Regions from separate parts of the Homo sapiens genome. Here all the other regions are linked to region 4. A link is a loop called in an ENCODE intact Hi-C map of the cell type or tissue named here. Cell type or tissue: heart right ventricle. All regions are shown on one strand. Region 1 overlaps CMSS1 (cms1 ribosomal small subunit homolog). Region 2 overlaps CMSS1 (cms1 ribosomal small subunit homolog). Region 3 overlaps CMSS1 (cms1 ribosomal small subunit homolog). Region 4 has its middle 6.9 kb from the start of TBC1D23.

The links. Hi-C counts contacts between places; a loop is a spot of excess contacts. Peaks named below come from ENCODE experiments on the same cell type or tissue, not always from the same donor. Only the 100,000 strongest peaks of a DNase experiment are listed, where the experiment ranks them.
Region 1: it touches region 4 in a loop (2.5-fold over the local background); 9 of 110 quality-filtered maps call a loop at or near these places.
Region 2: a loop joins it to region 4, with 3 times the contacts of the local background. A loop is called at or near these places in 7 of 110 quality-filtered maps.
Region 3: it touches region 4 in a loop (2.0-fold over the local background); 17 of 110 quality-filtered maps call a loop at or near these places.

What each region holds. Positions count from the first base shown.
Region 1 is chr3:99,927,845-99,932,844 of GRCh38, forward strand. All of the region lies in intron 1 of CMSS1 (cms1 ribosomal small subunit homolog), which reads left to right. FILIP1L (filamin A interacting protein 1 like) reads right to left here. Exons shown (of 6, transcript NM_001387850.1): 2 at 2,925-3,186; 3 at 2,012-2,185. The coding sequence starts at 3,176. The region is part of intron 1 of LOC105374010 (a long non-coding RNA gene); the gene reads left to right. Among named protein-coding and RNA genes, the nearest start is that of MIR3921, 34 kb to the right of the region's middle. In heart right ventricle, no CTCF peak of the experiment used is centred here; a DNase peak (open chromatin) is centred at 1,992; H3K4me3 peaks cover 452 bases; H3K27ac peaks cover 3,823 bases.
Region 2 is chr3:99,917,758-99,922,757 of GRCh38, forward strand. All of the region lies in intron 1 of CMSS1 (cms1 ribosomal small subunit homolog), which reads left to right. The region is part of intron 4 of FILIP1L (filamin A interacting protein 1 like); the gene reads right to left. All of the region lies in intron 1 of LOC105374010 (a long non-coding RNA gene), which reads left to right. Among named protein-coding and RNA genes, the nearest start is that of MIR3921, 44 kb to the right of the region's middle. In heart right ventricle, no CTCF peak of the experiment used is centred here; a DNase peak (open chromatin) is centred at 2,934; H3K27ac peaks cover 4,567 bases.
Region 3 is chr3:100,161,885-100,166,884 of GRCh38, forward strand. CMSS1 (cms1 ribosomal small subunit homolog) reads left to right here. Exons shown (of 10, transcript NM_032359.4): 4 at 419-548; 5 at 4,451-4,510. Among named protein-coding and RNA genes, the nearest start is that of FILIP1L, 50 kb to the left of the region's middle. In heart right ventricle, no CTCF peak of the experiment used is centred here; a DNase peak (open chromatin) is centred at 2,260; H3K27ac peaks cover 2,410 bases.
Region 4 is chr3:100,251,548-100,256,547 of GRCh38, forward strand. No RefSeq gene overlaps it. Among named protein-coding and RNA genes, the nearest start is that of TBC1D23, 6.9 kb to the right of the region's middle. In heart right ventricle, a CTCF peak has its summit at 2,825 (motif pointing left); a DNase peak (open chromatin) is centred at 2,824; H3K27ac peaks cover 2,466 bases.

The DNA of each region.
Region 1 (5,000 bases), 320 kb before region 4:
CCAGCCCCAAGCATGTTCCAGCTCACAGGCTTCCACCAGTTTTTCATCTTAAGTCAGTGTTCCTGTCGTGTCATGTAACCGAGAGCTGTTTGTTCTTCTAAGTTATTTTGCCTTAAGAATTAGATAAATCACCTCTAGTTTACCCTAGACATGATTGAGATTTTTTAGGTTTTTCAAAAAGAACATTATGAAGAAAATAAAAGGGAGAAGGGGCTGTTAACACTTCAAGATGGGGGAATGCAAAAGAAGAATAACTTTAGCATTCAAGATGCTTATTCTCATGTAATTAGGATACAGTCACAGCTGGTCTCAGCAGGAGCACTGCCCTCCCTTTATTTTCTTCAGCCCTGTGTAGGAAAATCCTAGGCAGAATTCCCCTTCACTGTTTATTTTCGGGGCATTCCCCTCTCACCTAGTACTTCCTAGACCGAGGAAAAGGATAGACAACTGGGTTGTGTACGTGGAGTTATTTTGGCTTCGAGGAATTGCATAAACTGATATCTGAGGACAGAGAAATCCATAAGGGGGAAGTAGAGGAAAGAGAGGAAAATTGGCAGATCATGGAGGTGGGAATGTGAGAGGTGTATGTATATAGGGGTATCTGTTGGAGGAGTAATCAAAAAAGGCTGGACTTGTAAAGTAGGGCCAGATTATGGGTAACTTTCAGGGGCACCTTACAGAGTTAAGACTGCAAGCATTTGTAGAAGGGGGGTATTTCCAATTTTGCATGTGCACAATAGAATTATTTTGTAATTAAATTTTTTCCCACCGATTTCAACATAAGTTTGGAATCATCCTGTTCCATTTCACACTGAAGTGTTGAGAGGTTATGCCATTTGTAGAGTTTTGTTAGGGTTATGTTCAGAGATCATTAATTTGCATTTGAGCTCACAGGGGTTGGGGAATTTGTGCCTGACACTGTTTCATAGTTAATATGTTGGGAGCCAGGATACAGTTTTAACAGTATTCACTTGAATGCAGCTCTGGTTCCTTTTGTTTAAAATTTGGATTAAAGTGCAAATCAACAGACTTTGGGTGGTCTCATCCTCACCCCGTAGAGAAGCAGATACATATGACCAAACTCCTTCACTATTTGGCAAGACAGTAGTCTCTTCTCTCATGAGATACTAAAGACGAGAATAGCAAGGACATTAGAGGTCAGTCCTGAGGTAGGTTGCCAGAGTTTATTTGAGGGAAATTTGTCTGAAACTTGCTTTCACTCTCCAGCCTCAACTCATGTTCCTAGTTGTTTCTTTTCTATAAAAATGAAAAATTATGAAATTTTCCATGAAGGTCTCAGAGGAAAATTAAAGAATAAAATAAGAATTCCAAAGGGTTTCAGAAATGTCAGCAAGTAAAAGAGCAAGCAGTACTGCCTTCTCCCTAGTGGTGGCCCTGTTGGGACTGCCCACCTTTGCCGTTGTAATTGCTAGGTACGCTTGGTGAGGGAAAGGTCTTTGCTGTCATTAAACTTTGAAGGAAAAAGAAGGTATGCACTCATCTAAAATATATGTTTTTAAAAACTCTATTTCTTGGACAGTTCTTTAGATTATTTCCATTCATGTTCAAAATTTCTATGACATAATACCTCAGTGTTTTCCAAAAATTAACCTCTATGGTTGAACTTTATGTTTTTTATTACAGCCTGGGTACCCTGCAAGTTCCCAGAGTGTGTGTGTGTGTGTGTGTGTGTGTGTAAGCACATGTATGTGTGTGCATGTGTGTGTTTGTGTGTGTATGTGCCTGCACATGCACGTGAGAGTGGGGAGCATTCTCTGGCATTTGGTAGATTTTGGTTGATTCAAGCAACAAACCTAGTGGACGCATCCTGTCTATGGTTCATTCTTTTTAACTTTCCTATTGAACTTGTCGTATTTATCTGTTTTGTGTAGGCTTTAAGTGCGTTAGAAAGTAAAACTGTAAGGAATCAAAGAGGAGTTACAGATCATGCTCATCTGCAGGGCTAGTGCTTGGCTGCCTCCCAGGTACACACCCCTATTGTGGTACATACCTCATTCATTGGTTTCTCATAGATGTCCTCCTGCCAAGGGGTAGATTTCGCTTGAAAAGCATCTCTCTGGAGAGCCTCTAACACCTTTTTTGGAGTGACAAACCCATACTGAGCTTCCAGCAAAGCCAGGTCCATTTTTTCAGCCTTTAAAATGCCTATGACCTCATCTCGAGCCTGTAGGAACAAAAAGTATTTCAGAAAGCCTGCTGTCTCTACCAGCAGTCTCAGCAAGTGATTTTTGTGATAGTTGGCAGTGCTTTTTCTTCTCTTTCAAATCTAAATGAATCATATTTCATTTTCACACTTTTATAAAAGGTAACAAAACTATATCCCTTCATCCTTCTTGTAGTCTAATTACACAATTAATGTTTTAAAAAGTGATTACTATACAACATTGGAGGACTACTTTTTTTATTATGTTTGACAAGCAGATATCATGATATCCATCAATGTACTAGCATTTGGATTTTCAGGGGGTAGGAAATAAAATTCTCCTATATGTGTACCAGCTGTTTTTAGATTTTCATGTAGGTTAATAATGCCAGGGCTAGTCTAGGAGCCAGTTCACTTGGGGTACAAAAGCACCTATTGTTGTTTAAACCAATCCCGAAGTCATCTGGCATTATTGCTACTGATGCATGCATGTGCACTGAAGCTCCTGAGCAGCATGGGCAGAGGATGTGACCTTTCACGACCTGTATGCCAATCACATGTCATCATGACAGCCCCTTTAGATGGGATTAATTGCACTTTGAGTTGGCAGAGGAGAATTCTTTGTATATATACTTATGCTTTGCTTTCATGTACACACATGTATGAACCACAGATATCTATTTCTGTGGCAGCAGGAACACCAAATTCACAAGCAGCCTTCTGTTTGAAGCATGATGGGGATAACTCCAACCCAGCTGACCTGCAGTTCTCCCTCCAGAATGCTGAGGAGAAATAACAGGTCATCTCTTGAGAGGTCTTCTGCTTGGTGGCCATTACCACTGTGTGGCTTCTCTGCCTTGGGACACGGAAGTATTACATCCGACTCACTGGGGGAGTCTTTGTCTTGCTGTCTATGCTTCATGTTTTTAGGCCCTTGGAAACTGTGGCCTTTAGTATGTCTTGGAAATTTCTTTTGGGCTGAGCCCTCGGTATCACTGCCTCTGGAACGCATTCTTTAAAGCCTGGAAGGAGGGAAGAAAATTTGTAAAGCTTAATGGAAATGGAGTTTTAATAAGAGTACCTATTACTGCTTTAACAAGTCTACATTCTTGTTATATTTACCACAGCCCCAAAGTCAATCTTTTTGATGTCTACAGCAGAGAAGGATATTAGCAGATTCATAAATCACAGTCTTATTTGCACTTCTGCTTTTAAAGCAAACATTTAAAAAAAGGTGTTCTGTCTTGATTAAGGCCACTTATGTCCATGGGTAAACAGGCTGTGTTTGAACTTCATCCCCCAAGCATTCCACCTCAGGAACCCAGGTCAGACCTCCAACCATGACCCTAAGTGCTTGCTTAAGACGTACTTAACATAATTATAATATTGTAAAATGGTGACTTTGCTAATTCTTCTAACTTTCTTCAGATTTACTTTATAGTATTTCCTTTAAAATTGTTGGGAGCTTTTATGGGGTTTTTTGTTTTGTTTTTAAAATTTGTTAGCCTTTAAAAGTGCATTAGGACAGAAATGGCAGAGTTACTGCTACAGAATTACTGCATTATTTTGTTTTGAAGGCCAAGTCTAGTATTAAAGGAATGAAGGCTTGGTCCCTGGCTGTATTCCTGTATTCCTGACATTCTTCTAAAATTCTAGATCTATCCTTGGGTAAGTCAAGGGCTTATATTTAGGACCCTCATCTTCAAAGCGGAGATACTACTACCTAACGTAGTTGGCCATTCTGGAAACAATATAAAATAAATTAATGTTTAAAGGACACATTAGCTCCACATCTGATTATATAATCATCCAAATGAATTTATAATAGGAAGAAAAATTCTTCCACTGTTGAGGTTTATAACTAGGAGAGAAAATATCAGTTGAACTTATAATTGACTCTATGGCATATAAGCAGATTATTAATTTTACTCTTTGTCCCTACAAATCATGAAACTTTCATCATCGCCAGTACCTTACTTTTAGTTTGTAGTATTTCTTTAAAAATCTGAAAAACTCAAGTGTCCAGAAAAGTATAGAAACCATAACAAACTGCTATATGCTACCACACAAATTTATAAAATTTTAATAATTTACTGTATATTAGAAAACAGTTTTTAAGTACTGTATTATAGATGTATTATAATGTATGTATCTCTTCTGAAACCCCTTCTCCTCCCTTCCCACTCCAGAAGTAACCACGTAATCTTGAATTTGGTATTTATCATTCCCCTGTATGTTTCATACTTTTTAAAAACATGTACATATATATTGCTGAACAATGTATAGTATTACATTTTCAAACCTTATGTAAATACCATATTGAATGTATCTTTCTAAAACTTGCTTTTTCATCCTAGATTATATTTTTGAGATTCTTCCTTGTTCTATTTTACTGTAGTTTATGTATTTTGATTGCTGTAAGAATATTTCATTATATAGTCCATCATTTACTTGTTCATTTTACTGTTTTTGAATATTTTTTTTTCAGTATTCAAAAAAATGCTACTTCAAACATTCTTGCACATTTTTTTCCCTTGTGTTAGGTGATAAGAATTCTGTCACAAATCAGCTGTGGAACTTGATTAAGACATTGACCCATTGCCAGGCACAATGGCTCACACCTGTAATGCCAACACTTTGGGAGGCCGAGGCAGGCGGATTACCCGAGGTCAGGAGTTCAAGACCAGCCTGGCCAACATGGCGAAACCCCATCTCTGCTAAAAATACAAAAAATTAGCCAGGTGTGGTGGCACACACCTGTAATCCCAGCTACTCAGGAGGCTGAAGCCCAGGAATTGCTTCAACACAGGAGGCCGAGGTTGCATTGAGCCAAGAT
Region 2 (5,000 bases), 330 kb before region 4:
TCTAGATGTCCTTTAAGAATGGATGTACAGATTTGGATTTAAAGTTGGTGGTAGTCACTGTCATTCTCACTGACCTCTTTTGGTAGTGGAGTTAGAATCCTAGGCTTGAGGTAAAAGGTACTTGTTCATGACAATCACATAATCACAAATTTTTAGGTGTGAAAGAGACACAGAAATCATAATCATATGCCCTGCCCTTGTTTGTTTGTTTTTTGTTTTGTTTTGTTTTGTTTTTTTTGAGACAGATTCTTGCTCTGTTGCCCAGGCTGGAGTGCAGTGGCGTGATCTCGGCTCACTGCAACCTCCACCTCTTGGGTTCAAGTGATCCTTCTGCCTCAGCCTCCTGAGTAGCTGGGATTACAGGCGCGCGGCACCACGCCCGGCTAATTTTTGTATTTTTAGTAGAGACAGGGTTTCACCATTTTGGCCAGGCTGGTCTCGAACCCTTGACCTCATTATCTCCCTGCCTTGGCTTCCCAAAGTGCTAGGATTACAGGTGTGAGCCACCACGCCCAGCCCCTTGTTTTATATACCAGAAAACTAAAGATTTGAGGAATGGAATTTGCCAAAAGTTATACATAGCTGCAGATCAGGTCTGCAGACCAGACTGCCACTATCTCTAAGCTCCTGGTTCATCCCTCACTAGGCTTGTTAATGTTTTCTTTTTAGCATTCATAGTATTCTTTTGTAAGCAATAAACTCACTATCATGTATGTTCAAATACACATTCAAAATTATTTGTAAAATTTAGTTCAGAAAACTAAATTTCTGGGAAGGAAAAGCAATCAGGTAGCATTGTCACTCTATCTGAATTTTGACCTCTGAAATTAAAAGGCATTGTATGGAAACCGCTGAATTGTGCAGTTTTAAGAGTATGGTTTTATGACATCTGTTGAAAGTTAAGTCATGATGGACGGTCCTAAATGGTTTTTTAGTACCCACATGAGGTAATTAATCTCTCTGCATCCCTTTTCAGATCCTGTGTTAGGTCCAGCATGTATGAACACAAGGCTGATCATGTCATAATTCTGTATAGAATTACAATAACAAAATATTTGTTTGCAGTGGATCTCCATTTTGTTCTGTCAAAGAACTAGATGCCCATGACAAAGGTCAAATGGAGATCTGGCATCCATTTCAATACTTGTAAGACATAGTCTTGAGAATATGTAATACAAATAGCTCCTTGCCAGAAAAACTGAAAGGAAATGATTGCATTTGAGTACAATGTATTCTACAACAATAGTTTAGTGTGTATGAAATTTAAAACTGCTGGCTTTCAAAATATTTTTTTTAAGTAGACTTTATTTTTTTAAAGCTTTATACCCACTGTGTATTGCTTTGTAGGATACCCTTAAAAGCTGAGATTTAAGACCAAAGAAACTGAAAATCTTAATGGCACGATATTGAATTCTCTAGTAAAATACTTTAGTTTAATGTGTTTATTGATTTCTCCTGAATGTTCTGTCTTCATGAGCATTAATGTTATTACATTAGTTTACCATAGTGGTGCCTTTTTTTCTACCCGTCATGAACTCATAATGCCTTAGAAGAATCAGTATCAGGTCTTAAAGCCTGCAGTGGTGTCTTTGTTTTACACAATGAACAAATATTCAGGATTGTATAGGTGAGGACCACATCTACCTTGTTCGCCCAGTATCTAGTATGGGACCTGGCTTGCAGTAGACATATATATTTAATCAATTATTGTTTTTGTTTTGTTTTGTTTCAGTTAATGAATGGCAAGTAGCACTAGCTCCAAACTAATGAGTTTAACCTAAAAATTAGATAAATTAACTCATTCATGTATGTATTTCAAGGAGGTTTCCAAATCCTCTAGAAAGAAAATTTGATGTTTTTGAGAGAAGCCTTTAAAAGTGGTCTGATTTACTCAGTTAACAGTAGGGTCAAATATGGCTCAAGCAGTGTTTTAGTCACCTTGTCTGATGCAGTCTGGAAAAATAGGCCTGTCATAATAGAAAAGGATTGATGGTGAAAATACTTGTTTATAAAGTTGTTTCAGCCAAAGGGAGAGGTGGAAGTGCTTTGTTCTTCATTGAAACTTAACAGCAAAGAACTTCCCAGGGTGTGGTCAAGGCAACAACACTTGAAGCTGGACACCTGGTGACTTTCCTCCAAAGGGCCCTAAGGCCTCTGCACCACTGTTCTATCTAGTCAAACTTGGACAGAAAAGGAACAAGAGATTAATTCTACCTTGACTCCTTTCTTTGTGGTGTTTGAGAAGCTACCATTTGAACTTCTGATTTACAAAACTGAACTATCAGTGCTAACCTACTAGGCCAAGATTTTATGAAAAGTAATTTAAGGCTTTAACACAATCCATGGTTGAAGCCACAGTTTTATACAGAGCTGCCATAACAATATTTCTTTCCTGCTTTAGTTGTTGTTTCAAGACCAGAAATGCAGTAACATATATGGATAGCATACATAGTTTGTTTTAGAATTCTAAGAAAGAATGCATGGTTTCAAAAAAAAGCAACTCTTTTTTTTCTTCAGAGCCTTTTGCCCCATTGAAACTGAAAAAGAAAAAAAAATATGCAAGCTTTTTTGAAAGTACAGACAAAATTGGCATTTCACTTATGGGAAAATTTTGCAAAATTACATTGACTAAAAGTACTGTGAAGCCACACAGAAAGGCCAAAAATTATTGGCATTGCTTTTGTGTAAAAAACCTTTTACATAGACTCCACCTGTAATTCAGCCAAGTACATAATTCAGGTCATTGGTGACACACGTATCCACATGTTGGAGCTGGTCAGTGAACGTTGTCATGAAACATGGATAGAATATTACCATATGGACAGACCAAACCGCACAGATTACAGCTAAGGAAACTTTGCATTAACATGCCTGGGAACAGGCTTTCCTGAGCTGATCCCTGCCCCCACCCACCCTCAGTGGGAAAGCCAATTGCTTACTGATTACGACAGCGACATCACTTGGCAAACATTTTGGCCTGAGCTCAATGTGTGACATCAGTCTCCTTTAGGGTTTTCCACATAAAACAAATTCTCCAAAGAAAACACAGAAATTGAGCCTTAATTTGAAATCCATTATTACATCCTCTGAGGTCTCATTAACTACCTCAATCACGTAGTTCTTAATTTTTGTTTTATTTCCAGGTAGATACAAACCAACACTTAGAATGTGAGCAGTAAACCTTTACCGTGTTTATTTCAGAGTTTCAACCAGATACCCCTTTGTATCTATTTTCAACCAACCTCCCTTTTACTGGGGTTATGATATCTTTGTTTCACTGCTGGGAGGGTTGCTAGTTTGGGAGTGGTTTACAACACTTTGTTTGAGGAAGGAAGTAAACATTGTTCTTTGACCCTTCAGGATAAGTTAGTCTCACTTTTGTGGGAGGCAGCTGTGTCCTTGAGAGAAAGCACTCAGTGAAGTTGGAAGGACTCAGTCATGGTGTGTTTTGCCATGTCACTTGAAAGCAAGGCACACTACGGGTATTTCACACTCTTGTGTGTAAGCACCTCCTCTGAGCGTTTATTTACCTGAAGTCATTAGTTTCCCCCACTTCCTGTTTCGTTAGATGGTATTCATTTAATACTACTTTGATGCACATGGCCTTAAAGCAGATAGAAGTCAGTTATGCCTCATGAGGCCTGCAGTCTCCCAGCAGAAGGCAGGAAAGCATGAAGGGTGGACGTGAATGGGCCCACACTACCAAGATACTGGAATTGTGATGTTCAGGCAAAGCAAGGGAAGTCACATATGCATCAAGGGAGTTGAGAATAGGTTTAATATTGTCACATTCAAAGAATTCCATCTGGAAGGTGTTCCTTGGCATATAGAAATAGATGAATATTCTCATATCTTCTGGAATGGCTAAACAGAGTGATAGACACTTTTTCCTACTTCTTGTTAATGGCATGTTCACTTTAATTATTCTTCAAGGTAAAGAATCCTATAAAGGAAACTTTATATCCTATAAAGCTAAAAGTAATCTCTTAAGTTCTTTCTCTTAAATTCATTTTATATATTTCAAAATACTATTCTTCATATATTGATTTAGTAGTATACACTTTACATTTTTCCCACAATTTTTCTTTTCCTCCAGCCCATGGCCTTTATCCCCACTGATCTTTTGTTCCCATTTCTCAGTGTTGTTCCTTCTTGCTCTCTTGGTTTAAATAATCTTTGCCATCTGCCTCCCAACATTCCAGTATAACTTCAGGATAGCCCTCTCCAGCCTTCCTCCAGAAGATAGTAGAGATACACAGTGAATATCAGAACTCTCCTCCAATAGCCCTTCACATTCCCACCATAAATCTGTATCATCTTGCCTTTTCATTAATGTGGTAAGCCCCCTGGGCAGGGACAGTCTGTACCTCTTTGTATTATGCCAGGCAACACTCTGACCGTGATCAGTAAATGTTCATAATAATGAAAGATGAAAGAAAGTGTCTGTGTTCAGCAAGTTAGTGCCAAATAAGTATGGAGGCCAAATGAGGCCACTAGTGCCAAACCACAGGGGTTCAAAATAATGTTTAATATAACATTGTCTCATTGAATAACAAATCTTATATTGTAATGTCTGAGTCAAATGTTTCTTTGGTGCCAGATTTCTTGTGCTCCTTTAATCTGTCCCTGTAGATATTTCAGAGTTCATGAGGAGCAAGTTAGTAGGACCTTTCCCCTGCCCCCTCTCTGCCGTGTAGTGAAAAATAAACCTCCTGGAAAAAATAGAGTGAATATAAGTGCCATGGATTCTCTGGCACTCCGAAAAAATGCCTACCATAAAGTATATGGAAAATAAATGAAAGTTTGCTATTAGCCTAGATATTGAGGTAACTAACTTAAGTTACCTAGCTGAAGTATGAATTGGAAGTAGTTGAATAAGCCATTTGAGATTGGTTACTTTCCATCTTTTCAGTATCAATAGAGAGGGTTAATTGTCCTTTCAGTTTCATATGGATGCTTATACTGTCTACAGTGGTTCAGAATAGAGGGTCAAAGTAGAA
Region 3 (5,000 bases), 90 kb before region 4:
CAAACTAAGACTCAGCACCTCAAAAACCAGATTGGGCAAGAAATTCTCAAAATTCTAATCCTACAGGAATATAAATCATCTAGGGCTAAAAGAGAGCTCTCCATAGCAATGAGATTTCTTTACTTTTAACAGAAAATAATACCCCAGTATGGAGATGCCTGCAAAAATTTAGTTATCTTGGAAGTCATAGACCAAGAGTTACAGGGAGCTTTCTAGATCATTTTTTCATTTTTCAAAGCAATAGTTATGTCCAAGAAGTATTTAGTGAATTTTCTCAAATGTATTTATTAAAACCCACATTCACACTTGGCTAACACCAAAAGCTATGTGCCGTTTAAATGCCAGAGGAACTAACCTATTCCAACCAAATGCCATTTTAAAATATGTCGTCCCATTTTTCTTCTTTCTCATATCTTAGAAGAAAATTACTGATGTTCTTGCAAAATCAGAACCAAAACCAGGGTTACCTGAAGACCTACAGAAGCTGATGAAGGACTATTATAGCAGCAGACGCTTGGTGATTGAATTAGAAGAACTGAACCTGCCAGGTATAGCCAAGCTTCAATTTTCCTAAAGACAAGGAGCAAAACATAAGTATCTGTTATGGTTAGGTGTCTCAGGCAGTCAATTAACACATTTTCCAGCGGGCATGGTGGCTCATGCCTATAATCCCAGCACTTTGGGAGACTGAGGCTAGAGGATCGCTTGAGCCCAGGTGTTTGAAACCAGCCTGGGCGATACAGTGAGACCTCATCGCTATTAAAAATAAGAATAATAATAATAATTGTTTAAAGAGACATACTTTCAGGCCAGGCACAGTGGCTCACGCCTATAATCCCAGCACTCTGGGAGGCTGAGACGGGTGGATCACTTGAGGTCAAGAGTTCAAGACCAGACTGGCCAACATAGTGAAACCCCATCTCTACTAAAAAATACAAAAATTAGCTGGGTGTGGTAGCACACGCCTGTAATCCCACCTACTTGGGAGGCTGAGGCAGAAGAATCACTTGAATCTGGGAGGCCGAGGTTACAGTGAGCCAAGATGACGCCATTGCACTCCAGCCTGGGGGACAGAGCGAGACTCCATCTCAAAGAAAAAAAAGAAACATAATACTTCTTTTCCTCAATCTAATAGTTTTAACTGATAGATTATATCAAATAGTTTTAACTGATAGATTATATCCTTACTGGATGCTAAACAGTATTTGTCAAATCTAATATTAAGATTTGTGATTGTATTTTTTTATTCAAAAGGTTAATTGTTGGGTGTGCATTTTTAACAAACTATTCAATGAGTAGGAATTCATCATGAGGATAGAAGTTGAAGTACACATTTAAAAGTATGGATGTGAAACACTGATTTACTCAACTATTATAGACAAGAACTTTAGCCTTAATAAGCAATTTAGTTTTGTTGTTGCTCTTATTATGGATTTCTAGTCATGGTTTTTAGAATAGTATTTTAGGTTGCAGGCCAGACTCTTTCAAGCAAACTGTCAAAAGGTAGGAACAAAATTCTGTATGTTTTGCGAGGCTGACACTTTGCCTCAAGGGATTCTTAGGCCTACTAGAATTTTAGATCCTCTGCCTTAGTGTATTTATAATTAAGCTAAAAGATATTACAAAATTTAAACAGCTAATTTTTTAAAAATATTTATTTATTTATTTTAGAGACAGTGTCTTGTTGTGTCGCCCAGGCTGGAGTGCAGTGGCACCATCGTAGTTCACTGCAGCCTCGAACTCCTGGGCTTAAGTGGATCCTCTCATCTCAGCCTCCCGAGTAGCTGGGAATATAGCCACGTGCCACCATACCCAGCTTAAACAACTAATTTTAATTAATTTCAAAATTATAATGCATCCTTTAACTCTTTTAGGCAGGGATGGGAGGAAATAGATGTTGTCATAAAATCAAACCATAAAAGTTTGGGTACAACTGCTTCAGATGAGCTATTTATAGACTACTAGGCATATCTAATATTGCTTTTGGAAAAAGTAGAGGGTGGCTTGATTTCCGTTTTCCATTACAACTTTATGCTTTCTAGAAGCTTGAGAAGCTGAAAAACAATCTGTTCCCTGAATTTTTATAATTCTTTTGTGATATCCTTTTTCAAAAACACACATTGGGTTTGGAGACATGAGTGCCCTGTCTGTTTTCCAAGGAGATTACCCTTTAGGGAATTGAAGGAGTGCATTTGCACATGAGCAGGATCTGGACTTTTAGACTTACTAAGCCCAGACAGTTCCAATAGCAGTTATAATCCACTCTTCTCAGCACACCACGGCCTCTGCTGTGAAAACTATGTCCTGACTGCACTATCACAGGAACTATTCTAACAAAACCACTTTTGAAGCTTTAACTGAAGTTTAATTTTTACTGTGACTCAATGGTCAGTTTTCCATTCTAGTTCTTTGTTAGAGCAACTTGAACTTAGGAAGGATTTGTGAGCAGTGGGACCACTGCTGTTCTGTAACCTCATGGAACATCGTAAACCTTGCTCCTCTCTGGAGTTAGAGAGAGTCAAAGCTCAGAAGAAACTTTTAAGGAGTCATTTGAGTTCCATAGTGAATTTGTTTGGTATTATTGTTTTATTAGAGTTCAGTAATATAGTTAGGCAAGAATGTGTGGTCATGGTTTGGGGAGGAAGGAAAATATGTTTGAAATAACGTTATAACCAAAAAGGACAGGTTTTTATTTTTAGTTAAAAAAATTAGGCCATTTAAGACACAATAAACTGAGACATCAGAGGAAGGTTTGAGAGAACAGGCCCTGGTCACTACACTGATGAGACCAAGGACAGAGAATAGATCTAAGCTAGATGTGGGGAAGGAGATACAGTGGGTTATTTGGAATAGGCTCAAGGAGGGACATAAATCCCCTTATATATACACATATAAGGTAGATATAAATAATAACATACTGTTCCTATTTAGTTTGTCGAGCCTCTGACTTGGTTTTGATTTGAGGTTGTTTGTGTCTGTAGGGCAGGAACATGTCTTTTCAATTAATATTGTGCACTGTACATTGTTAATGTCATACACATGGGCACTTAATTAGGATTTCAAGGTTGGAGTCACCCGGAGCTAATTAACTTCTCTGCTGTCTCCTGAGAGCTGCAGTGTGATTTAGATTAGTGATTCCTAATTGCCTATAGGCTAGTTGCAACCGAATCACCCAGGAACTTCTTAAAAATCAGATTCCCAGGCCCACCCCCAAGAGATTCTAATTCACTATGCAAAAGAGACTTCATCCCAGAAATCTGTATCTTCAGTTCTCCAGGTGAGTCTGATCATATCCAGGCTTGGGACATTATAAAGACCACCAAAGGCTCCACAACAATATAGGAGAAAACAGCTTTGAATTACTCACTTAATGAGTTATATGTGCTGGGTCACAACATAAATTTCATTTTGATCAGTCCAGCCCCTGTTTTATTTTAATGTGTTATATTGTTTTTTATTGTATTGTTATGTTGTGTTGTATTTTGAGACATTATTCTCATTCTTCCCTAATCCAAACTCTATTTTCATATGATAGGAATTTTTAAAAATATATATATATTCTTATAAAATATGTCATCCTGTGTATGTATATACATATTAAAATGTATCTAAAATGGCTTTGTGCTAATGCTTTCGTTCTGTTTCTTTCTTCACTTGACACTTTTTCCAGATATGACTAAGTAATTTTATGCATATCTAGTTCATTGCTTCTAAATGCCACATAATATTCCAGCGTTTCCATCTACCACATATACTCATCCATTTCCCCAGATATGGACACCTAGGTTGCTTCAAGCACCCTGCTATCACAAATAATGTCAGGATGAATATCCTTGTGTGTGTACCTTAATAGACCATGCAAGAATTTCTTTCTATTATTTACCTTGAATTGAAATGATAGAATTATAGGGTATATACATATTAATATTATTACTTTCCAGAATATCTATACCAGTTTATACTTCCACTTACAGTTCACAAGAGTTTCCATCAACTTGCATTCTCAACAACACTTGGTATTATACATATTGCTAATAGTTGCCATTCTAATGAGTGTGTAAAGTATGCTCATTATATTAACTTGCACTTCTCTGATAACTAGTGAGTTTCAACATGTTTACATAGATTTGTTAGCCACTTCATTTTGCATTTGTGTAGTCCCTATTTTATGGATTTGGAAAATAAAGTTGCTTCATAAATCTGCTGAGTGATGTAAGAAGCTCCTATTTCACTGCTCTAAGAAATTATGGGCAGCTCCGTGACAGGTTAAAAGTTTACTTGTTGCTGCTGCTGTTATTTTAAATATAGGCAACACTTTAAGATATAAAATGGGCCCCCAATTCACTAATATTTTACAACCTTATACATCACTCATAACTCACATATAATCTGTTTTGATTGTGTGTGTGTTTACAAAATTATCTACAAAGCATGTTTATTATATTTCTAGACTCCTGTTTCCTCAAGGCCAATGATTTGACTCACAGTCTTTCCTCATACCTAAAAGAAAGTAAGTAAACTCTGATTTTAATCTATTTAAACTCATTCTTATTTTGCTCTGGTTTTGGGAATTTAGGTTTTGGTCTCGTTTTTGTTTTATAACACATTAGGCCATTATTGCTCTAGGAATCCAGAGAATGGTGTTCTAGTCCCAGGTCCCCCACCAATTTGCTGTTTGACCTGAGACGAGTCACTGAGTACTCCCCTGGACTTAATTTCCTATCTGAAAAATAAGGAAGATGGACTATGTGATATGTGTTCCATCTGTGAGATTCTGAAATTCTGTTTGCATGTTTACCACTCAGACCATGGCTATTGTGAAGTCAATCTAATTTTATCTTTTCAAAATTTATTTTTTGGGAGGCTGGAGAGGGACAGGGTCTCACTCCATCTCCCAGGCTGGAGTGCAGTGGGTCTGGTCACAGCTCAGTGGAGCCTCAACCTCCTGGGCTCTAGCGATCCTCCTGTCTCAGCCTCCCAAGCAGCTGGGACTATAGTTG
Region 4 (5,000 bases):
TCCACATTTTTAGGTATCTTTATAGCAGTGCCCCTATTCTGCTGGTACCAGTTTTCTGTATTAGTCCATTTTCACACTGAGACTGAGTAATTTATAAAGGAGAGAGGTTGGACTCACAGTTCCACATGGCTGGGGAAGCCTCAGGAAACTTACAATCATGGTGGAAGGTGAAAGGGAAGCAAGGCACATCTTACATGGCAGCAGGAGAGAGAAAGAGAGCAAAGGGGGAAGTGCTACGCTTTTAAACCATCAGATCTCATGAGAACTCACTTACTGTCATGAGAACAGCATGGGGGAAATCCACCCCCATGATCCTGTCACTTCCCACCAGGTCCCTCCCCTGACACGTGGGGATTAAAATTGCACATGAGATTTGTGTGAGGACACAGAGCCAAACCATATCGATTATCTCATTTTATCCTTATAATAATCCAGGTGATACAGATAGTAAGAGCACCCATGCTTCACTTTACCAATGGAAAATCAGAAATCCAGAACACTTCAGTAACCTCACTGTGCTTACACACCTAGTTTGTGTCAAAGCTGCATTAGAACCTTCCTCCAAATCTTTTCTGAGCCCAGAGAGTTATTTACCTGGGGGATATTAAAAGGAATAATGAGTGACAGCAACAAGTGCTAAAAGAAGCCACAGTTGGGTATCTGCCAAGCTTTGTAGAACTGACATGAGATTGAAAAGTAAAAACACTGTAGTAGAGAAAAGCAATCAAGAGAAGGATTATAAATGATAAAAATTATTTGTATTGGCCGGGCATGGTGGCTTATGCCTGTAATCCAAGTATTTTGGGAGGCCAAGGCAGGCAGATCACCTGAGGTCAGGATTTCAAGACCAGCCTGGTCAACATGGTGAAACCCCGTCTCTACAAAAACACAAAAAATTAGCCGAGCATAATGGTGGGTGCTTGTAACCTCCAGCTACTCAGGAGGTTGAAGGAGGAGAATTGCTTGAACCCAGGAGGCAGAGGTTGCAGTGAGCTGAGATCACTCCAGCCTGGGCGACAGAACAAGACTCCGTCTCAAAAAAAAAAAAAAAATTATTTGTATCTTGCTCTCATTTTAAGAGAGTATATGGTTTGTGTATGTTTGTGTATCCTTTTGTGTATGTTTAGGACAATTTTAATAAAGTTAATAAGAATCTTTCAGGTGTTCCTTTGCCACTGGTGGATCAGACCAGAGTTAAGTACTTTCCAAATCCAAGGGAAAAACTACAATTCCTTTTTGAAATCACAATGGCTATTTTACCATAAACAAGGTAATTTACAAATAACTGTTTCTTTGTTGAAACCTGCTGATCACTTATTTTCCTTTTCTTTCCTTCTTCTTTTTTCTTTTGAAATAATAATTCACAAAACAAATTCCTAGTCTTTTTTTTTTTTAAGACACAGTTTTGCTCTTGTCACTCAGGCTGGAGTGCAATGGCACAATCTTGGCTCACTGCAACCTCCGCCTCCTGGGTTCAAGTGATTCTCCTGCCTCAGCCTCCCAAGTAGCCGGGATTACAGGCGCATGCCACCACACCTGGCTCATTTTTGTATTTTTAGTGGAGACGGGGTTTCACCATGTTGGCCAGGCTGGTCTCGAACTCCTGACCTCAGGTGATCCACCCGCCTCAGCCTCCCAAAGTGCTGGGATTACAGGCATGAGCCACTGCGCCCGGCCAAATTCATAGTCTTTAAATAAAACCTGAAAAATATGGAAAGAATAAAGAAGACAATGAACATCACTTAAAATGTCCCTGCTGTATTTTGGCTTTGGATCTTTCTATTCTTTTACCTGTGTATACATATATGTATGTATATTCATTCCCTTATCCTAACCTTAACACCACACCATGCCCCTAGGTCTGAAAGTCGTAATTATAATTCAACCCAGGAAATGTATGCAACTCGAAGGCTCCTATATTGACAGGTAATGAAGGCAGTCTTTATTAAAAGTCCACCTCTTACTCCCAAAATGAATTGGCAATATGAAACTTCTTAAATCTCTTCTTGGATCTTACAGGATTAGGCCCCAAATTTAGTTCTTCCATGTTTATTTTTGTTAATAAATCCTTAGGAGCAACTCCTGTGGCCCTTGCTTGAAGGAAAAGCACCTGACATGTGAATTGGATGACTTTTGACAACGGAAGACAGGGCCATCCTTGAGTATTGGATCATGGAGGCTCCCAATTCCCCTACCTGTGAGTTGAATTCGGAAGCCACATTGAGCAGAACTGAATTTCTGAAATGAATCTGAGTGAGAATAAACCTCCCTAGCAATGTCAGACACCAGGACAAACCAGGTTTGGGGAGCAAGTCTTTAAACAAGAACCATATCTGACTGACTCTATCCAGTGGGGACACATCCCAGGGCAGAATCCCATTTGCTTGAAGTCCAGTATTGGGATAGTGAATCTTTCTCCTCTTAAAAGTTACTGATGCAGTGGCATATGGCTGGCAGACTTCAGTACTTGCTAAAAGAATACCTCATGTGTTTATGTCACACAAACCAGTATGTCTGGACAATGTTACAAATGTAGCTAAGCCACAGAAATAGTTTTCTATACAATATTTTAAAATTTGAGATGGTAAAAGGATAGGAATATAAAACCAGAAGTACATAATACTTGAAAGCAGCTGGTAAAATACAACAGGTGTCCGCAGATTCAAAAGCTATTCTTGGTAAAAAGACTCCTAAACAGTCTTCCTAAAATTGCATTATTTTCTAAGCTGCCCCTGACAGATCCCAGGGTCGTTTAAGGGACATAAGGAGCTTGGCAGCCAACTTGCTCCAATGGCTCCCCACTGGAGTTACATGAGTGCCACCTAGTGACACTTGTTAAAGCTGAAGGGGGCCCGGATAGACCATCTAGCTCAATTTACCTCATCTGAGGAAACTGAGGCCCCGATATCAGAGATAACTTAAACAGGGCCACACATCTACCTGGCTAGTGGCTGAGCTAAGGCTAGGAATCAGGCGTCTTGCTTCATGGTTCCCTCAACTGGAGATAATCTCTGGAGTTTGGGAGTCGGGAGTCCTGCCTACTGCACTGTGCCAGAAAATAAAGCCTAAACCTTTCAGGGCCTCAGGTTACCCAGGCATTAAACTCATAAAATAGTATTTGTTTCAAGTCTTTGAGACACATGAGTGTCAGAGAACAGAACCTAAAAGTTGGTAAAAGTGCCCATAGGCATTTAGTCTGCTTTCCTCCACCGTGAGTGACTGCCCCTGAAACAGGTGTACAAGTAATCACATTATTTCCTACAACCAAGGTCCAAAGTCATCAACCTTAATTCAGGGGCAATGCATCAGTTATAGCCTTTTTAGCACCTTCTGCAGGTCTGACACCATCTTAGAGATCAGTTGTAATAAAAGTATCATTGGAACCACTCAAGTTTTGATTTCCAGAAGTCAGATGTTCTGCAGTTCTCCAGTTCGAGTTTCTATTTCAAGATTAGTCTAGGCCAGTGGTCCTCAATGCTGCCTGCACATTAGCACTGCCTAAGAAACTTTTAAAACTCACCTGTGCTTGTGTCTGACCCTAGACCAGCAGAATCAGAATTCCCGGGGGTGACGTTCCCACATCGTTTTATGTGTGTATGTTTTTAAGTTCCTTGGATTATTCCAATGCTAAGAGGATTGAAAAACATAGTGCTGGGCTGAGCTTGTGCTAAGAAAGAGAAAGAAGAGATAAATGTAGGAAAGGTGGGAGGTAGATAAGACCATTCCCTCTAAATCCTGGAACAGAACTTGGTCTGTACTCAAGTGCTCAATAAATGATTGCTGAAACTTGTCCAATGTGAGGTGGTATGATGAGAATGAAGGAGTTCACAATCTATTCATGATTTTAGGATTCTTTATAGCCTCACATAAGAAACATTTACAAAGAACCACAAGTAAACTTAAAAGTAGGAGAAGCCGGTAGACATGTCCATGTAGATCAAGAAGAAATGTTTTAAAACCTGAACACTATTCAAGTCTACATTACTCTCTGCTTTCCTTCTCCTTTCCCATTTTTAACTTCTTGATTCCTCCATTCAACTCACATATTATGTATCTACAGACACATATGATAAAGGGACCGGCTATATTCCAAAAGGCTTTGCTGTCATTCTCTGAGGAAGAGACAACTGAGCTGAGCACTGAAGTAAGAGTAGGAGGTAACTAGATGCTATGTGTACATATGTTGGGGCCCAAAGGTGTGCAGGGCTGGGTGATCTTTCAAGACAGAAGAGACAGCAAAGGCCACATGTTGGGAAAGAGTATGGCTTATTCAAAGAACACAGAGGAGACCAGTATAAGGGAAAGAAGAACATGGTGTGGAAAGGGACTGGAATGTCCAGGAGGGCCTTGTCCATTTGCTTTCATATACATACATACCATGTACCACCATACCATGTACATACCAAATAGGCTGAAGACAAATGGGCTTTCTCTCTGCTGACAGATTATCACAGAATGCTTTGAAAATATTAATACTTTTTAAAATAATAAATGCTTTGAAAATATTAATACTTTTTAAAATAATAATGTTTTTTATGGCAACATTATTGTTATAGTAATAATGGGTTGGAAATGGAGATACAGGAGTTACCAGATTATAAGTGAGAATTAACAACAGAGAATTTATTATTGTCCAGAAAAAAAGTGTGAGCAAAATTATAGAGAATAAATTATTTATCCAAACTTTTGGATGCTTTTGTATCTGTAGTCACTTTTATGTTCATGATATCCTAAGAATTCTTTTTGTTTACTTTTGTATTTTCCTTATGTAAATTTGAGATGTGAAAATGACAATGACAAGCTGTACAATTTAGCTTGGGTATTAGAGAAATCAGCTTGTAAATAACATATCCAGATAAATTGTAATATATACCTATATTTTTAACACAAATTGTCAAAAGCGTATATCATATAATTCCATCCAATTACCTTAGATGATTCCTTGCTAACTATTTTATTTGGCAACACATATATATACCAAAAAGGAAGGGTGAATACAA